Regions from separate parts of the Homo sapiens genome. Here region 1 is linked to region 2. Evidence: chromatin loops called from intact Hi-C (ENCODE). Cell type or tissue: endothelial cell of umbilical vein. All regions are shown on one strand. Each heading gives the region's core, and the rest is flanking DNA. Links, peaks and the distances in the headings are about the cores only.

Evidence for each region. Peaks named below come from ENCODE experiments on the same cell type or tissue, not always from the same donor. Only the 100,000 strongest peaks of a DNase experiment are listed, where the experiment ranks them.
Region 1: it touches region 2 in a loop (8-fold over the local background); 1 of 110 quality-filtered maps calls a loop at or near these places.

The regions. Positions count from the first base shown.
Region 1 is chr3:58,383,461-58,391,067 of GRCh38, reverse strand. It overlaps PXK (PX domain containing serine/threonine kinase like), which reads right to left. Exons shown (of 18, transcript NM_017771.5): 5 at 409-486. Among named protein-coding and RNA genes, the nearest start is that of PDHB, 47 kb to the left of the region's middle. In endothelial cell of umbilical vein, for the core only: no CTCF peak of the experiment used is centred there; DNase peaks (open chromatin) are centred at 2,207 and 3,867; H3K27ac peaks cover 2,084 bases.
Region 2 is chr3:58,528,427-58,536,033 of GRCh38, reverse strand. It overlaps ACOX2 (acyl-CoA oxidase 2), which reads left to right. Exons shown (of 15, transcript NM_003500.4): 2 at 837-1,087; 3 at 1,512-1,674; 4 at 1,889-2,040; 5 at 2,482-2,589; 6 at 4,222-4,341; 7 at 4,668-4,783; 8 at 5,396-5,568; 9 at 7,078-7,240. The coding sequence starts at 928. LOC107984079 (a long non-coding RNA gene) reads right to left here and starts at 662. Exons shown (of 3, transcript XR_001740724.2): 1 at 1-662. RefSeq lists enhancers at 4,251-4,752, 5,120-5,620. In endothelial cell of umbilical vein, for the core only: a CTCF peak has its summit at 3,098 (motif pointing right); a DNase peak (open chromatin) is centred at 3,093.

The DNA of each region.
Region 1 (7,607 bases), core at 2,052-6,051, 150 kb after region 2:
AAAAATTAAGTTTGGCAATATTATTCGCAGCTACATAGGCACAAGTAAAAGAACCATTTGATAACGTTGGCATAGTAAAGGCTATACTTAAAAAGAAACAGTAAATGAAGAAATTATTCACGGAAAAGGCAGGAAAGTAGCACTTCAGTTTAGATGTAGTGAAAAAGATAGATGAAGAAGGAATGGTGTTTCTGAAAGTTATTACCATCCAAATGCTTTGATGGGGCTTTAACCAAGGTTCATTAAGTATTAAAAGTTACCAGCTGTATCCTCAAGCAGTTGATATGCAAAAAGAAAAAGAAGTCACCTGCATTTAAGCATGTTCCTGGGATACGTATCAGAAAGCATGACTAAGGATCCAGTTCTGTGATCTGTCTTTTTAACAGAATGAGCGTGCCAATGTCTCACCTATGTCTTTCAAAGGTTCCACCACCTCCCACTTTGGTTCTGATCGGAAGAACATGGAAACCTGTTGCAAGGCAATCTCTGCAAAGACATTTTAGAAACCCATTAGTCAGACATATCAGGAAAGGGCCATATGCTGAAGATATTATTCTTGTAAATGAAATCCCTATAGTCTATGACCTTTTTAAAAAACTTAATTACCAAAAAAAAAATAATAATAAAGAAAGAAAATACACACAAACTAAATGCAATGTGGGATTTTAGATTGGACCCTGGAATAGAAAAAGTACACTAGCAGAAAAACTGGTAAAATCTGAATAAAGCCCATAGTTAATAGTAACATTACTAATATTCACTTCTAGTTTTGATAAATGTGCCATGGTTATATAAAATATTAACATTAGGAGAAACTGGGTGAGAAGTATATGGCAATTTTCTGTACTATCATTGCAACTTCTTTTGTTTAGTTTTGTTTTTTGTTTTTTGAGATAGGGTCTCACTCTGTTGCCCAGGCTGGAACTCAGTGGCACAATCATGGCTCACTGCAAACTCAACCTCCTGGGCTCAAGTGATCCTCCCACCTCAGCCTCCCGAATAGCTGGGACTACAAGCATGGGCCATCACGCCTGGCTAAATTGTTTTTTTTTTTTTTTTTTTTTTTTTGAGACGGAGTTTCACTCTTGTTACCCAGGTTGGAGTGCAATGGTGCGATCTCGGCTCACCGCAACCTCCACCTCCTGGGTTCAAGCAATTCTCCTGCCTCAGCCTCCTGAGTAGTTAGGATTACAGGCATGCGCCACCATGCCCAGCTAATTTTGTATTTTTAGTAGAAACGGGGTTTCTCCATGTTGTTCAGGCTGGTCTCGAGCTCCTGACCTCAGGTGATCCGCCCACCTCGGCCTCCCAAAGTGCTGAGACTACAGGCATGAGCCACTGCACCTGCCCGACGCCTGGCTAATTTCTGGTGCGTGTGGTTTTTTTTTTTGTTTGTTTTTGTTTTTTTTAGTGACAAGGTATTTGCCATCTCCACCCAGGCTGGTCTCAAACTCTTGGCTCAAGAGATCCGCCCATCTCGACCTCCCAAAGTGCTGGGAATACAACCACGAACCACTGCACGCAGCCCACTGCAATTCTATGTAAATCTAAAATTATTCTAAAATGTAAAGTTTATTTTAAAAATTATTAATAATGTGAAAATGTATATTTTTCAAAACTGGAAAATCTAAAATATGTAATCTAGCTGGTCTAAGCCAAGAATTCAATATATGCACCAGACCACAACCCAAGCCCAAAACTCAAAACATGTTCTAAAGTCAGCTGGAAACAGTATTTAATGTTGCTCCAAGTACTATTTATCCCATCTGGAATTATAGCTTTCATCAACAAAAAAGTGATTAGCCTTAAATATATACTAGAAATAAAAGCCAGTGTACAGCAACAACATGGTTCTATTGTGGAAAGTCTCCGAGTGCCTGTTTACTGGGAAAAAAAAATCCATCCTCTTTTTCTGTTCATTTATCATGAAAATGTTTCCCCCTTTTAAGAAGACAATGAGAAAGGAAGTTCTTTAAAGTTCTTTGCATTAAGAAATTATGAAAATAGCTGTGCTTTTACATTTCCTGTAAAAAGCAACATCTGTAATTTGCCATTTCCCCTCATTGCAGTGAGTAAATGAAGCCATTCCAGATCCCTGAAAGCAAACAGCAATCCTCCAAATGCACTGTGGAATTTCAGTTCTGCCTAGCATTAATTACATTCCAAGCAGACTGGTGAGGCATGAGGGATTCAGTAGAAATGCTCTCCATATGTCAAAATGACCTTGTTTAGAATTCACATGTCAAGAGCTTGGCAAACAATATCATTTGGATATATTTTATAGTACATTTTGAGTTAAGAGATCAGGGAAGAAAACAATTTACTAGCTATTTGTTTACTGACTCAATATGTAAAGTGTCATTGGCATCTACTCAGAAGAAAACATGTGATGTGATATGTGATGACCAAATACAAAACTGGCTCCATTCACATTTGTTCTAACTACCCCAGAGTGTGACAAACCATCTGGAAGATCTGGGTGCAGCAGAAACACACAGACTTTCATTATCAACACTGGGAACTTTGTACTTCTTCTATAATTCATGTTAATATAAAGTGTTTTTAGTATTTCCAAAGTAACTCGAACATAAAGAAACTTAAAAGGAAATTAAGTGAAAATCATTCATATCAACTTTGAGAAGGAGCATGAAAAATAATTCTCTAATGTGTACAATGTCATTCTAAAAGACCGACAGTGACACGGAATTCCCTACAAAATCATTATTCAGCAATATCTACTGTATGCTACTATGTGCCATACATTGTTTTAGGAACAGGGGAAATAGCTGTGAACAGATGGAACATACTGGATTTCTCACTGATAAACTGAGGACTGTGAAATAGCTTTTTTCACTTAGGGTCAGGGAATTGGAGAAAGGATAATTTCTTCCCACTGAACTGTGATTTACTGTCAAATAAACTGCATGACTATCATGTGCCAAATAATAACCCCCTCCTTCCCCAGACTCGGGCAACACATTTCAGTCCTAAACATCTACTCCTTTGCTTAGAAGCCTTTACTGGTTCCCCACTTCCTTGCCCAAATCAAGACCAAACATAAACCGAGTGTTCAACCAACCTCTGGCTTTAACCTACCTTTCTGGCTTTATCTCCCACAGTGTGTGGGGTCTCTCTGCACTCTGAGATTTGCCTACCATGGCCCCTAAAGACTGGCCTGCCCCCACTCCCTCAGCATTTTCCATCTGGCCCAGACTCAGCCCAGATGTTCTGCTCCATTAGCCAGGACTCTCTCCCTCTCTCCTTCTTTCTCTCCTCTGTACACTCCCAGTGCTCTGTGTGTCCCTCTCTTATGCGATTACCTGTGAATGTCCTCTATTAGGGCTACTCTCTTCCACCTAGACTGTATGCTCTGGCTGGAAGGGTAAAGCCAGGATATATCTTCTCAAGCTGCTCTGCCCAGAGCACTGGCCACTGCCTCTCGGCCTGGCTACCTTCTACTCACCCCTCAGATCTCCGTGTAGGAATGAACTCTTCTGGGAAGCCTTCCTTCAACTTTAGGTGTGGATCATCCATGCCCCCGCCTCCTTCCCCAAGGTGCTCCCTAACATTTACTCTGCCACAGCCATCACCTGTCAATCTCCCTGTGTAACTGTCATGGAGTAGGAACTGGGGAAATTATTCTTTCCTCCTGGCTGCATACATAGCACATGGCACACAGTAGATGCTCAATAAATATCTGATGAAGCAGGAACCAAGGGTTCAATTGTGTTCAGCAGATGTGGAAACTCTCTCCCATTAGAACATGAAATCCATGAGAAGGAAGGCATCTGCCCTCTAGTTCTGACACAGGAACTGACTGACACATGTGGAAAAACTGCATGCTCAGAAAGTGCTGATAAACAAGCTGGAGACAGGAAATGGAGAGCACAGCCTTCAAGTCCATCCTGTACTTCCCACAGAGCTCAGTTGTACCAGGCGCCCCCAGTGCGAGCAGTCATTGAATTCCTGGATCGCAGCCCCATGGAATGACTGCAGGGAACAAACACTGACTCCTCTAGGACTGGAGCTAGGGTCCAGACTCCTAGTCCACCACAGCAGATTGCACTGCAGAAAGGCCTGCAACCTCACCAAATACCCTGCTGTTGTTCTAAATATAGTCCTCTTTCCCCACTCTCTCCCTTTTTATATCCCAGAGTCCACTACTTTCCTACCTTTTCAAGGGATTCCTGGGGCTTTAGGCCTAAAAGGGGAACTTCAGCACTCCCTGCTCTATTCCCCCTCCCCAGCCTCTTGTTTTATAGGTCAGGATGTGGGCCCACTGAGAGGAAATGCTGCTAATGACAAAGCTGGGACCATGATACAGGCCTCTTGATTTCTGGTTCAAATGACTTTTGCATGGACATTAAAACCCCCTTACTCCAAGAGGGTATAAGGACTGAGGCAGGAAGATGGCTACAGTGCAGTGAGGCTTTTAAATGATAGAAGTACCTTGTTAAAAAGATGAATATTGTAGGCCAGGTGCAGTGGCTCATGCCTGTAATCCCAGCGCTTTGGGAGGCCGAGGTGGGCGTATCACAAGGTCAGGAGTTCAAGACCAGCCTGGCCAACATCGTGAAACCCCATCTCTACTAAAAATACAAAAAAATTAGCTTGGCATGGTGGCAGGTGCTTGTAATCCCAGCTACTCGGGAGGCTGAGGCAGGAGAATCACTTGAACTGGGGGGCTGAGGTTGCAGTGAGCCAAGACCACGCTACAGCACTCCAGCCTGGCCAACAGAGTGAGATTCTGTCTCAAAAAAAAAAAAAAAAAAAAAAAGTAAGGGGGATATATGTGTGAGATAGATTCTCAACACAAACTTCTCAGGACCAGGAGATACCTGTTTTCCCTGCACAACAGCTGGCCCTCAATTAGACTTTCTAATTCAAATGAACACCTCACAACTCCCTCACAGAAGACCAAGGGTCTACATTTCCTTTCTGAGGATTGGCTCTTCTGGAGAAAACCTGGAAAAGAAAGAAAGGCTCAGCAGTCCCAGGCTGGGGACCCAGGGAAGAGAGAAGGAAGCTGCCAATGTCCTGAGAGCTCCCAGTTAGCCATCCCCTGGGAGCAGAATGCCATCACAGTCCCCCTCCAACAAGACACCCTCACCCTCCATCAGAGCAAGGACCAGGAAAAGTGCTCTGCTGATTCTGGCCACCACTTGAACACAGAACTCAAATCCTGCTGAAATGAAGCTGGGTGGTGACTGCAGACCATGTGGAAAATGAGAAGAGGTGGAGACATTATCCACATTAAAAGGGAAAAGTGGGCCAGGCACAGTGGCTCATGCCTGTAATCCCAGCACTTTGGGAGGCTGAGGTGGGCAGATCATTTGAGCTCAAGAGTTTGAGACCAGCCTAGTCAACATAGTGAAACCCCCTCTCTACAAACAATGAAAAAATTAGCTGGGCATGGTGGTGTGCACTTGTAATCCCAGCTACTCAGGAGGCTGGAGCGCAAGGATCACTTGAACCCAGAAGGTCACGGCTGCACAGAGCTGGGATAGTGCCACTGCGCTCCAGCCTGGGCAACAGAGTGAGACCCTTGCTCAAAAAACAAACAGGGAAAGCGGCCCTGCTTAGAGAAGTGCCACAAGGTGAGAGGCGTGCAGGGTATGTTCCGTGGGCCATGCTGTGAATCTCAGGAATGGTCCTGTCAAGCTGGCATGGAGGTGGCAGCCTATGCTTCCTTTTCCTGAGGTGGCTGGTATGTCAGCCTTGAGGCTAGACAAACTCCGAAATTTCATTCAAAGGGTGAAATAAATCAACATCTCTCTGAAAACAGCATCCATCACCTATTGTTTAATTCCGGGATTGTGCCCTCTGAATAGCAGCCAGCACAGGTTCCGGCAGGAGTTTCTGGTGGTCTTTTTATACCCCTGCCCACATCTGCTTTGGACTCCTGACTCTCTACCATGCTGGAGGCCTGGGGGTGGGGAGGGGGAGTAGAGATCAAAGACAACAACAGCATGTGGGGCAGGTACAGAAAAAAGCAGAGAACCAACAACTGTCAGAATAGACAACCTTCTAGGAGTTACAAAGCATTTTAACTTAAACACTCAGACCAGACTAAAGTCACACAAATGTGCAATCCTGGCTAGGGCCCTCCCTCTCTGGGGGCCTTAGGTGAACTCATTCATGAAAAGAGAGGGTTAGACATGATACATCTGCTCTAAGATCCCTTTTAGCTCTGACCCCATGGGACTCAATGTACTTCTGGTACCAGCTCCCTGAGAGCAAGGAACACATTTATTTGTGCCTGCATCCCAACACCCAGCACACATCACATTTGTTGAATAAATGGCATCATTACACGTGCACTACACCTTGATGCTTGCCCTCAGGAGAACATTAGCAAGCACTCGCAGGGAATGAGGGAGATAAACCACTGAGTGGGCCTGGGTTAGGGCTGATTTGACAAGTCAGTCCAGATGGCCTGCTGTCTGACAATTTTGGGAACAATCAAGGTGAAACACTGAGAAATGAAAGCCACAAAAGATGCTACTTTGACAGAATTCAAGCTGTCCCTAGAGCCCCAGTCCTATCTGTGCTATCTTTTCTCTTCCGTGAACAAAAAAAACAAGTGAAGGCAGGAATGGAATCCTTGTAACAACTCACTGCTCCATTTGGTAACTTACAGTAAGTGTGAGTTTGAAATAAACTTTCCTTCTCTTGGTTACACTCTAGAAAGGCATTTTCCTTAGCCCTGTAGAGCACTTCGGTTAGGAAATGGCAGGTACATCCTAGCGTGAGGCTTCTCACGCTTTAATGTGCGTGCAAATCACCTGGGGACCTTGTTAAAATCAGATCCTGATTCAGGAAGTCTGGGATGAGGACTGAATTCTGCACCTTCAACAAGCTCCCAGTGATGCCAATGCTGCTGGTCAGAGAACCACACTGTGAGTCACCAGCCTCAAGGGCTGTGGTTTTCAAACTTGGCTCCATATTGGAATCACTTGGGAAGCTTTACAGACTACAAGCTCCAACCACAAGACTCCGATTTAATCAGCATGCACGCAGCCTGGGCATGAGAAATTTTTCTAACGCTCCCCAGGTGATTCTACTGTGGAGAAAAACTTGGTGCCTGCCAAGTAGACATCTGTTTCCCCTCTCTGAAATAGGAATATTTTGGTGAATGAATGGGTATGAATAAATAAATAAAAGGAATAAAATAGGAATAAAAATGCCTCTCTCTAATTACTTCAAAAGCAATGTTTTAAGGACTCAATTATCTGATATGGTGTATTCTCTTAGCAAGCAAAGTAACAATATCCATAGTTCCACTTAGAAAGTCTCTAAAGCATGGTTTCTCTTTAAACAAATCAGGTGAAACAATGGTTTCTACTGTTCTTTTCAAAGTGACACCAGAATGTATTAAGTATTTAGTTTCTCATTCTGCTGACATCAGGCTTAGGTTATTCATGCCAGCTTTGAGTGTAATCGGTACTGGAAGAGAAGCCCTTTCAACCACAGTACCTTGGCGGCTGCCCTGATCCAGGAAAGATTTGGAAGAGAATGACCTCCTATGCTTTGCACTGAGTGGGTCTCAGGGAGCAAATAGGAAGACACAGAGAGGACCCTTCTGAATCACTGCTGTGTTTAAAGTA
Region 2 (7,607 bases), core at 1,059-5,058:
GGAGAGGAAAACAATGTGATTTGCAGTTCAAGAGTTCACCTGGCAGCTGGGAGAACAAATAAGAGGAACACTGAGGCCAAGTAAGAGATAACAGTGGCCTGGATGCTAGCCAAAGAGATAGCAAGGAGCAGATGGACTCAAGAGACTTGTGAAATAGGATGGACTGCACCTCATGGTTGCCTCACTGTGGAGGAATAGGGGCTTCTCAGAGGCCAAGCACTTGCCATGAAGGAGACAGGGTCCAACCTGGGTATGAAAGACACTCAGGGGCTCCAGGGGAACACTTCACAGGCAGGAAGAAGGCTTCCTCCCTTCAGTTCCACAATATACCTGCAGGGCTCATAGAAATGGAGCTGAGTGATCCTAGAACTTATGAGCAGTTTAATGAGACCAAGGTGCCCCCAGCAATCCTCCACAGTGGAGCTGTAGTATGGACAAGTCATGTGCTTTGTGGTCAGACCCCATCCAACTCCTGGCCATCTCCAGCTGTGTGGCTAGGGGCCACTCAACCTCTCCAGGATTATTTTCTTCAGGTGTAAGCTTCACTGACTTTTTTGTGAAGATTTCCCTAGGCAATTCATGTAACTCAAACTGCAGTGGATAGAGCCCAATCTTTGGGGTCAGGCCCTGTCCAATTTTGGCTAACAAGTATTGAACAAACATGTACCAAGCAATGGCTGCATACCATGCCTACCATGCACACAGTGCCTGGTCCACAGCCAGTGTCCACAGGGGGAGTGGGGAGGTGGAGTGGCATTCAGGTACTTAGGGATGTCTTTCTTCTACCAACCAGCCCTGGCTGACACCCAGCCCTAGGCAGTTCCTCTTGCACACAGGTTCTTTGCACTGACCAATGCTGAGAGCAGACCCTCGGAGCAGCCGGGTTGGAAGTGTCTCTCCATAGTCACCAGACAGATCCAGGATAGGATGGGCAGCCCAGTGCACCGAGTGTCATTGGGGGATACCTGGAGCAGGCAAATGCACCCCGACATAGAGAGCGAGAGGTATATGCAGTCCTTTGACGTGGAACGGCTCACCAACATCCTTGATGGAGGTGCCCAGAACACTGCACTCCGCAGGAAAGTTGGTAAGGGGAAGCTGGGGAATGGGACATCTGTTTTATGCCCCATGCTTCTCTTGTAAGAAGAGTCCTTCATTAGCAGTTCTGCTTCCAAATAACAAACTTTGCCCTTGAAATTCCACTGTTAGAGATTCATTCCTTCGAACTGTAAAGACAATCTTCACATGTCAATATTGCCTGAGCCCACCTAGGGGATAGAAGAGTCCTAGGCAGCAGAAGACCTGGATTCTGGTCCTAAAATTCTGCCACTGCATAGCTTTGTAACCTTGGGCAATTCACTTTCCCACCTTGGTCCTCAGTTTTGTCATCTGTAAAATAACAATAATGTCTGACTTCCTTTCCAGATCCATGAAGCAAGTGGGTGAGAAGATTTCAAGGTGCCAGAAACCTCACCCAGGTCCCTAAGCCCTCTGTTCTCTGTCCTCTGCAGAGAGCATCATCCACAGTTACCCGGAGTTTAGCTGTAAGGACAATTATTTCATGACCCAGAATGAGCGTTATAAGGCTGCCATGCGGAGGGCATTCCACATCCGGTTGATAGCTCGGCGCCTGGGTTGGTTAGAAGATGGTCGTGAATTAGGCTACGCTTACAGGTGCTCACTCCTCGAGCAGCCCCACTAGAGAGGGATCTACCTGGGATCACCTGGAAACCCCCTAGCCCCATGAGCCATTTCCCCCAACAAAGGGAAGACTTGTTGGGAAACCAGGATGCTAGGTGCCCTTTATCTCCTGTACTCTGCTCAGGCAGGGGGTACCTGGGCCCCTGTCTCCAATAAGCTACTCAACTACAGCATCTCTCCCCAACAGAGCCCTTTCTGGAGACGTGGCCTTAAATATACACAGAGTCTTCGTGAGAGCCCTCAGGAGCCTGGGCTCAGAGGAGCAGATTGCCAAATGGGACCCACTCTGCAAAAACATCCAGATCATCGCAACGTATGCACAGACAGAGTTGGGACATGGTGAGCTAGGACTGCTGCGTGTGGTGTTTAGGTTGTGCACTGCAAAACTCCAGAGGGCCCATTTACATCTAGGTAGTCATAGGTTCATATGCTCCGAGGGACATATGTTTAATAAGAAAACATTCCAGCAGCTGGCAGTCAAGGGTCCTGAGGAAGGGGTGCCACCTTCTAATTTGCACGTATTGTATGAGCTCCCAGTGGGGCAAGTCATTCCTTCTGGAAACATCAGCAGCCACCCCTTCTCATGGACTGGCTATAGGGGACTGTGTGTCCCACACACAGCCCACAGATGAAAGGGGAGAACTGCCTGCAAGTACAGCTGGGAGCTGGGCCCCACTCCATACTGCGCTGATGCCTAAGAGTTCAGACCCACCTAGAAGCAGCTTCACAGGTAAGAACCCCACCTCAGGCCAATGTCTAACACCTCTCCTTGATCCTAAGGGACATATCTTCAGGGCCTGGAGACTGAAGCCACCTATGACGCAGCCACCCAGGAGTTTGTGATACACAGCCCCACGCTGACTGCCACCAAATGGTGGCCTGGAGACTGTGAGTATACATCCACCCCCCTTCCTTAACTCTCCCCAAGTAGAAGAATGTTGGAGGGCAGAGTAGCACTGGCTTTGAGGTCCAACAGACCTCAGATTGATTTTCTGTTCTAGGCTGCTGACCTTGGGCAAGTCAGTTCACCAACCTGAGCCTCAGGTTCTTACTCTGTAAAATAGGTGGGATATTAAACATTTCATTAGTGAGTGGCTGGAAAGTCCCCAAAGGAACTTTGAAGTAGAGGAGACAATCGATCCATGAGAGACAAGGCCTCACTCACACACACACGCACAAACACACACACTTGGTCTAGTCCTAGGCACTCCTCACAACCCCGGTTCCTCTCATCTCCCGAGTTAGTGGCAGAGCTTGCCACCAGCCAGAGCACAGGCCCTGTGATGACACAGTGGAAAGAATACGCCTGCCTGCCCCTGCTGCAGACACCCAGGAAGGCTCACGCCCATCACCAGCCCCCATCAGGCCACCAACGCCGTACCTCCTGCTGTGGCCACCAGGTGGCGGCCACATCAAGCGTCCCTGAGGCTTGGTGATTTACCAAGCCCCAACGAGGGATTTCCCCTTCCTCAAACTTGAGAATTTCACCTCCAAGGACACATCTGTGGCACTTGGGGACCCACACCTTGTGTGGAAAAAATTAAAACAAATATGCTGAGCCCAACTAAAGCAGGAGAGTGACAGAGATGAGAGACACATAGAGAGAGGGAGACACAGGCAGAGACCAGAGACATAAGAGAGAGACATGAGCCGGGTGCGGTGGCTCATGCCTATAATCCCAGCACTTTGGGATGCCGAGGTGAGTGGATCACCTGAGGTCAGGAGTTTGAACCAGCCTGACCAATATCATTAAACCTCATCTCTACTAAAAATACAAAAATTAGTCGTGTGTGGTGGCGGGCATCTGTAGTCCCACCTACTCGGGAGGCTGAGACAGGAGAATTGCTTGAACCTGGGAGGCAGAGGCTGCAATGAGCCGAGCTCAGGCCATTGCACTCCAGCCTGGCGAAAGAGTGAGACTCTGTCTCAAAAACAAAAGAAAGAAAGAAAGAAGAAAAAGAAAAAAAAAGAGAGAGAGAGATGAGAGAGTGATGACAGAAAGAGAGAGAGAAAATAAATGACCACTGTCAAAAATGAAGACAAAAGAAACCAGCCTTTTAGATCAGACAGACCAGGGTACAGATGAATCCTAGCTCTGCCCCTCCAGGCCAATGACCTTCAGTGTGTCACTCTACTCTCTGAGCCTGTTTCCTTAACTGGAAAATGGGACTCATCATCCTCTCTCCCCTGCAAGAACTGGAAAGCATCTATCACAGGGTCTAGCGCCACCTAGATTTTGATAAATGATAATTATCTGTATTCATTATTATAAGGTTGATGACAGAGTAATTCATTAATAGTTGGGGGGGGCAAAAAAAAAGCTGGATCATTTCACAGTGCCTTTGCCAACGCTGCTAGGTTTGCTTGGTTCTTTGGGGGCAATCCCCTCTCTCTTTGATCAGTGACTTTTCAGGGCCCCAGAGGTACCCATCCAAAACCCCAGCCCCAGGAGGCTGGGTTGGTTGGGAAAAGCAATGCACAGGTCTTCCTGTGACGGGCCGCTACTCTCTCTGCCCTCAGTGGGACGGTCAGCCACCCATGCCCTGGTCCAGGCCCAGCTGATCTGCTCAGGAGCCAGGCGGGGCATGCACGCTTTTATTGTGCCAATCCGGAGTCTTCAGGACCACACCCCACTGCCAGGTAAGCCCATAATGCTCCCTCAAGGAACCCTGCCAGGAGGAGAGCCCAGGTGGCCTCCCTGACCTGGGGCCCCAGAGGGCCACAGGAGTAGCTAAGACATGTCTCCCTTGGGCAGGGAGCGGTCCAGTTGGACAGACTTGGTGCTAACTGGCTAGGTGAACTTGAGCAAGATTTAGCATCTTTCTGACCTCAGCTTGTTCACCTGCAAAATAGGTACAATAATCCCAGTGTCACAGGCTGCTGTGACCTGGAATGTGTGTATGATACCTGCCACATAGCAAGCACTCTCTCAACTGATAGGTGTCCTCATCTCCATCTCCTTCAAGGAATCATCATTGGGGACATCGGACCCAAGATGGACTTTGATCAAACAGACAATGGCTTCCTGCAGCTGAACCATGTGCGGGTCCCCAGGGAGAACATGCTGAGTCGCTTTGCACAGGTTACAGATCTGGGGAGGCCGGGGACTTGTACTTCCTGGAGAGGGGACCTGCGCTTTGTGCAGGCTGGGCCTGGGTCCTCCATAGAGCTTAGTTTGGGCCACATAACCTCCTCCCCCAAGAGAGGCTCTGATATCCCACAGATTGGGGTGAAACCCCTGCTTAGGAGCAGTATGATCTTGGGCACAGAGCCTCAGACCTCTCATGCAGAAATGCTCGTCACATAGGCTGACAGAGCAATCGTGGGGTGGGGTGGCAGCCCCAGGAGAGGATAGGGCTGAGGTGACCTGCATAATATTTACCCACAGTGAGGCCTGACACAGCCAATCGCCCAACAGATACCAGCCAGAATGCCAGCAGGAGTTCTGAAGGTCCCAATTCTGCCAGGCATCACCCCTTTAGTTATGGGTCGTGGGGAGGTCCGGGGTGTCCCAGGAGAGGCACTGTGAAGCAGGGCACTTGGGGAAATGGCCTGGTATTTTAACACTCCAACTCCAGATGCGCCGGTTGAGGGGCGAGGTGCCCTCCATGTGTGGAGCCCCACAGCTCTGGAGAAGCGAGGGCATCCTGGGAAGCCTTGGCCCAGAACTTGTGCCCGTCCTTGTTCCACACAGGTCTTGCCAGATGGCACCTACGTCAAACTCGGTACAGCACAGAGCAACTACCTTCCCATGGTGGTGGTGCGGGTGGAGCTGCTGTCAGGGGAGATCCTCCCTATACTGCAGAAGGCCTGTGTCATCGCCATGCGCTACTCGGTCATCCGCCGCCAATCCCGGCTCCGGCCCAGGCAAGGGGTGCCCAGTGACTGACTACCGCAGATATGCTGCCTCTTGGTCCCACAGTGCCTCCCCCTGACACCACCCTTCTGCCAGAGCCAGAGTGCTGGGAGCAGGCAATGCCCCCCACCACATACACACACACAAACACAAAATCTACCCAGCCTGGCCCCATCTGGGCATGTCAGAGGAGTCTCTCTGGCTGCCTCTAACAGGGCTGACCAGCCGGCCTAACCTGCATCCTCAGTGCCTGGCCCCCATCGGGCTCTATGTGATAGTGTCTTTGGCCCTGTAGCACCAGGTCTGTCTGACTCTGTGTCTGTCCGAGTCCAGCCGTGTTCTGTGCGGCTGTGACGGGTTGGACGGGTCTGGGTCAGCCAGTTGCCAGCTGCATCAGACTATGGCTGGCTGAGTTGATTCTGTCAGGCCGAGCCTAGCAAAATCCAATATCATATCGACTGTGTGTGGCTGAGCTCGTTCTGTCCAGCTGTGCTGTCAGCATCCCACTGGTATGTCTAGTCTGGATCCCTTTTGTTGTAATTGGTTGTGTTGCTACCACTCCCTCCACCCCACAGCACAGAATAGCAAGGGCTGCCTGAACCCTCTGTGAACACTCAGCTCGGCCATTTCACTTCATCCCTCAGCTTCCTCAGCTACAAAATGGGTGTGGCAGAAGTGGCCTTTCAGTGTGGTGTGGAGGGTGAAATGCAGTAAGGCACATTAAGTCCTCAGCCCAGGGTCCTTTCCTCTGGCAAGCTCACAGCGCCCTCGCCTGGCCTGGGCTTCAGAATCTGGGCTGCAAGAGTTCTCTGGAGGACAGGGCCACTGGGAAGAAGGGGCTTCTGCTGCTGTCCTGCCCGAGGCCCATTTATCTGGGCTGCAGAAGTGTCCCCAGGGTGGTTATAAGAAAGATGCGCCAGGTAAGCAGCTGCTGTCTGTAGAGGAGGCTTCTTGTAATCACATCCTCTTTCAATCCAGTTACTGCGAGCTCCTAAATGCCGGACATAGCCTTGGGCACTGAGGACATAGCAGCGGATAAGGCAGACACAGTCCCTTCCTTGGGGTTCCATCAGACCTGAGTTTACATCCTAAGAGTTATTGTTTAGGCTTGACATATTCCTCAGCGCGCGGCAAGTGCACACGGGCAGTGGAAGGTCACAGGTTCAAATCATCACAGGTGCAGGGCCACAACTCTTCACCTGAAATCTTGGGACCAGACGTGTTGGAGTCTCAGAACTTTTCAGGTTTTAGGATAATACTGTGTATATGCTGGAATTCTATAAGCCTCCCTTAACAAGGGGCAGTACCCACCAACAAATGTGTCAGTATTCCTGCAGTGAAATGTGTGGATGTTCATGTTAGATGGGATTTTTAAAGGATTATCAATGGCCTCATGTCAGTTCAAGTTTTGCAATGAGTTCTAAGGAACTGTCTGTTTTTAAGGTTTTTATGGTGTCGGGGATAGGGGAAGGTGGACACAACAGGTAGTGATCTAAATCTTCTGGTTCTTTTCCCTTCAGTGACCCAGAGGCAAAGGTCCTGGACTACCAGACACAACAGCAGAAACTCTTTCCTCAGCTGGCCATCAGTTATGCCTTCCATTTCCTGGCAGTCAGCCTCTTGGAGTTCTTCCAGCACTCCTACACTGCCATTCTGAACCAAGACTTCAGCTTCCTGCCTGAGGTACCTGCTGTCTGCGGAGGGGCAGGCGCTGGCAGGCGCTGGGAGCTAAGATTGTTCCACTCACTGGGGAGCAGCCACAGCCCCATCCCCATGGGCACTCCCCACCCCCACCTCTCCCAGCTTTCAGCATCCCAGGGCGTCTGGGTGAACGGCACCCTGGTATATAAATTTACCCACAACCAGCCCCCAGAGAGCTACAAACATACTAAGAGAAAACAATCACACCTAGCGTAGAGAACACAGGTCCACAACCCCTGATGTGTATTTGAAACCTGAAAAGCTCCGAAAAACAGTTGTTTGGAACTCATTTGGTGGCATAGTTTGACCTGAACTGACCTGATTTATCCCTCTGAGTGTGAATACATTT